2 separate regions of the Homo sapiens genome follow, and region 2 is linked to region 1. Evidence: read pairs that join two places in POLR2A ChIA-PET (ENCODE). Cell type or tissue: Panc1. All regions are shown on one strand.

Region 1 (2,500 bases):
TTTTTACTTTATTATTTTAACTGACAAGCAAGAATTTCATATACTGATGGAGTACAGCATGATGTTTTGATATCTGTGTACACTGTAGAATGCCTAAATCAAGTTAAGATATACATTCCCTCACATATTATCGTTTTATATGGCGAGGACACTTAAAATCTAGTCTCTTAGTCATTTTCAAGTATACAACGTATTGTTATTAACTACAATCACCATGATGTTCAATAGACTTCTTGAGCTTATTCCTCCTAACTGAAATGTTGTGTTCTTTGACCAGCATCTCCCCAACTCCCCCATCTACACACACACACACGCACACACACGTGGGCACACACACAAGCACGCACACACACACGCACGTGCACACACACGCACACAAGCGCACGCACACTCAGTCTCTGTAGCCACCATTTTACTCTGTTTCCATTAGTTTCACTTTTTCAGATTGCACATGTGAAACTGTGCAGCATTTGTTTTTCTGTGCCTGGCTTAGTTCACTTAACATAGCGTCCTCCAGGTTCATCCACGTTGTTACAAATGGCAGAATCTCCTTCTTTTTAAAGCCGAATAGTATTCAATTGTGTACATGTACCACATGTTCTTTCTCCATTCATCTGTTGATGGACACTTGGTTGTTTCATATCTTGGCTATTGTGAATAGTGCTGCAACAGACAGGGGAGTGCAGGTATCTCTTCCACATACTGATTTCATAGCCTTTGGATATATACCCAGTAATGGGATTGCTGGATCATATGGTAGTTTTGTTTTCCTTTTTTTTGAGACAGAGTCTCACTCTGTCGCCCAGGCTGGAGTGCAGTGGTGTGATCTCGGCTCACTGCAAGCTCCGCCTCCCAGGTTCACGCCATTCTCCTGCCTCAGCCTCCCGAGTAGCTGGGACTACAGGCGCCCACCACCACACCTGGCTAATTTTTTTTTTTTTTTTTTTGTATTTTTAGTAGAGACGGGGTTTCACTGTGTTAGCCAGGATGGTCTCGATCTCCTAACCTTGTGATCCGCCCGCCTTGGCCTCCCAAAGTGCTGGGATTACAGGCGTGAGCCACTGCACCCGGCCTTGTTTTCCATGTTCTTTGGAATATACATGCTGTTTCCCATAATGGCTGTACTAATTTACATTCCCACCAACAGTGAGCAAGGGTTCCCTTTTCTCCACACCCTCACCACTTTTATCTTTTTTTTTTTTTTTTTTTTGAGATGGAGTTTCACTCTTGTTGCCCAGGCTGGAGTGCAGTGGCACAACTTCGGCTCACCACAACCTCCGCCTCCCTGCAACCTTCGCCTCTCGGGTTGAAGCAATTCTCCTGCCTCAGCCTCCTGAGTAGCTGGGATTACTGGCGCCCGCCACCATGCCCGGCTAATTTTTGTTTCTTGGTAGAGACAGGGTTTCACCATGTTGGGCTCCCACAACTTCTCTCCCAGGAGCTACGGGTTGGGACTTGGGCCCCTCTCTTCTGCTTCTCGTTACAGCCCTGACATCCCAGTTTGCCTTCACACCCAGCCCAGTGTAGATGGCCCTTGTTAAGATGAAACTTTAATTTTCCAACAGTAGGCAAAACGGTGGGCGTGTCACTTCCCTCTCTAGAGAGTTTCCTGATTTAGCAAACATAATTAATCCCATCCATTTGACCTCAATGTCCTTTTCACATTTCCCTCCAATACAGATGTTCTCAAACCCTGGCTGTTTATTAAAGCCATCTGAGGCACTTTCAGACAATACCCATGCCCAAGCCCCCAGACCATTCCGTCAGAATGGAGAGGGGAGCACAGGTGATTCTCCTGCAAAGCCAGAGAACCCCTCTTCTTAGCTCCCCATAAAACTCCTGTTCAAAGCCTTAGGCCAGTATCAGTTATTTCTTTCTCCAAGCGAGATAATGCAGAGGCATTTTACTGTGTATAATTTGTGATGCTATCACTTTTTCCCCAGGCCGTCTTTATGCAGACCAACCCAAGATGAAATGTTCGGGGTTGGGCAGGCAGATCCTTCAGCCCGAGTGGTGTGGCAAGCTGGAGGGAGGGGGAGGCGTGGCACCAACTCTGGGGAAGTTTCATGACAGCGAAGCTCAATCATCACAGCTGAACACCCAGGTCAGGTGAGGGAGGCCCCAGCCATCCCAAGACGGAGCAAAGCCCTCGGCAGTCAAGTTAGTTGGGCTGGACCAGGCCCCGGAGCTCAGAGGTGGAAGTAGTTTCAGACTGATGAGTTCAACAGGATGATTTTGTTCTGTGAAGTGGAAGCAGCTGGCAAATTGGAGGCTCTCACAGAGCCTGTCTCTTATAAGTAATGGGAAATGAGAAATTGTCCTCAGCAAAAACAGAGGGAGCTCCAAGGAGCCACAGTTTAAATGTCCACCCAGGCCAGGAGCGGTGGCTCATGCCTGTAATCCCAGGACACTGGGAGGCCGAGGCGGGCGGATCACTTGAGGCCAGAAGTTTGAGACCAGCCTGGCCAACATGGTGAAACCCCATCTCTACTAAAAATAC
Region 2 (2,500 bases), 270 kb after region 1:
TGCAGTTACCCTGTGTGCCCTAAGACGGTGGCATGGTGCAATGGTCCCCGCCCTTGGACATCTCTTTGGTTGACATTAGCACCATTCTGTAGGAGGAACTCACACGTCACCAAAGAGCCCTTAAAGGAAAAAAGAGGATAACTATAGACAAAAGCAAATAACAAGAAACAACAATACATTTCTTTTTAAAAACAATTGGTTTTCGTTACTCAAATAGCATTTCCATTTCCTTCTCTCCAAAACAAAAAATATCCCTCAGCCAAGGCAGAGAAATTATAAATTATATTATTTTCTTCCCAAGAACTAATTCTAATAGAGATTCATTTGCAGTTTGTGAACTAGCAAAACACATTATATACTTTCATTATCGGAATTCTCTTCCACTGCAAAAAAACTTGAAACAACCGAAGTGGTGCTCAGAAACCACTACTATTAATAGCACAGAGGTTCCTTCTATTTTCTAACCCATCTCTTGAAGCAAAGACAATACTAAAGCCAGTTCAGAACATATTATGATTTTTTTTAAATATTTGATTGCTACTGAAAATGTCATTGTATAAACGCATACCCCTAATACAGCCTGAATAAGTGGTGTCGCTTTGTTTTCCTCTGAATTGGCCCAGTTCACGTCTGCACCATGAGCCAAAGCCTCAGCCATTTTAGGAAGGTTTTTTTCATATGACGCCCTATAAAGCTGAAGTCCTGGATTAAGATGTTTCGAGTCAAGAAACATAGAAGAATCTTGCCTTTCTCCTTCTGAAAAGCAAACACATACACATCAATAAAAATGAGCTCTTGGCAGAAAAAGAAAAAATTATTTAATAGGTAGAGTTTCAGTTTTGCAAGATAAAAAGAGTTCTGTGGATGAATGGCAGTAAAGATAGCACACTAATGGGAATATACTTAATGCCACTAAACTGTACACTTAAAAATGGTTAAGATGGGCCAGGCACGGTGGCTCACGCCTGCAATCCCAGCACTTTGGGAGGCCGAGGGGGGTGGATCACTTGAGGTCAGGAGTTTGAAACTAGCCTGGCCAACATGGTGAAACCTCGTCTTTACTAAAAATACAAAAATTAACCAGGCATGGTAGCGGGCACCTGTAATCCCATCTACCTGGGAGACTGAGGGACGAGAATCACTTGAACCCGGGAGGCAGAGGTTGCAGTGAGCTGAGATTGCACCACTGCACTCCAGCCTGAGCAATAGAGCGAGACTCAGTCTCAAAAAAAAAAAAAAAAAAAAAGTTAAGATGATAAATTTTATGTGCATTTTATTGCAATTTTTAAAAAATAAAGCTATGACATAAGAAACCATTAATCTATCATAATGAGCTTATGGGAGATTTTCACATAGCTATTCCCCAACATTCAACCTTCTTCTTCTATAAAGACAATCACTGATATGCCAGGCCTTTCTGTTCTTGCCAGTATCCAAGGGATAGGTTAATTACTCTGTACTACATTAAAATTGAGTATATTCCTAAATGTTGGGACTTAAGAAGCAGCAAGAATCCATAAAAACTTTTACTACTAGACCAAACCTCACTTCATTCCTAGGATGGTCCAATACCATCCCAATTGGCACTACAAGCACTTCAAATAATTTGAAGAGTGCTGACTCCCCTGAGTACTCTGCAGGACCAAAATCACTGAAATCATGGAGGAGGGGACAAGGGTTTAAAGCACAAGTCAAAAGAAAAATCTAATGGGGAGGGAGTTGCTGATCTCTTTCTCCTGATAGGACAGCCACAAGGAAAGATAAACGATAATAAGACAGTTCATGTGGATTAAAAATTATCCTTGGCAATTGGTAAGGCACTTTTAGCACATACCATTAGGCTTGGAAGAATGTACAACTAAGCATCAGGTGTGCTGGCTGACGCCTATAATCCCAGCACTTTCGGAGGCTGAGAGAGGTGGATCACTTGAAGTCAGGAGTTCAAGACCAGCCTGGCCAACATGGTGAAACCCCATCTCTACTAAAAATACAAAAATTAGCTGGGCATGGTGGCACACACCTGTAACCCAGCTACTTGGGAGGCTGAGTAGGAGAACTGCGTGAACAGAAGGTAGAGGCTGCAGTGAGCCAAGATCATGCCATTGCACTCCAGCCAGGACAACAGAGCGAGACTCAAAATAAAAAATAAAATGTAGGGCAGCCTCGGTGGCTCGCGCCTGCAATCCCAGCACTTTGGGAGGCCGAGGCGGGTGGATCACGAGGTCAGGAGATTGAGACCATCCTGGCTAACATGGTGAAACCCCACCTCTACTAAAAATACAAAAAAAAAAAATTAGCCAGGCATGGTGGTGGGCATCTGTAGTCCCAGCTACTCGGGAGGCTGAGGCAGGGGAATGGCATGAACCCGGGAGGTGGGGCTTGCAGTAAGCGAAGATCGCACCACTGTACTCCATCCTGGGTGACAGAGCAAGACTCCATCTCAAAAAAATAAATAAATAAAAATTTTAAAAAGTATAAACAATATATAGCTAGGACAGAA

What was found. ChIA-PET counts read pairs that join two places held together with the same protein. Peaks named below come from ENCODE experiments on the same cell type or tissue, not always from the same donor. Only the 100,000 strongest peaks of a DNase experiment are listed, where the experiment ranks them.
Region 2: POLR2A ChIA-PET joins it to region 1 with 7 read pairs; 2 of 35 experiments call an interaction of 5 or more read pairs at or near these places.

Annotation. Positions count from the first base shown.
Region 1 is chr3:195,023,828-195,026,327 of GRCh38, forward strand. No RefSeq gene overlaps it. Among named protein-coding and RNA genes, the nearest start is that of XXYLT1-AS1, 70 kb to the right of the region's middle. In Panc1, no CTCF peak of the experiment used is centred here; no DNase peak of the experiment used is centred here; H3K27ac peaks cover 999 bases.
Region 2 is chr3:195,291,697-195,294,196 of GRCh38, forward strand. ACAP2 (ArfGAP with coiled-coil, ankyrin repeat and PH domains 2) reads right to left here. Exons shown (of 23, transcript NM_012287.6): 19 at 569-756; 20 at 10-119. Among named protein-coding and RNA genes, the nearest start is that of XXYLT1, 22 kb to the left of the region's middle. In Panc1, no CTCF peak of the experiment used is centred here; no DNase peak of the experiment used is centred here.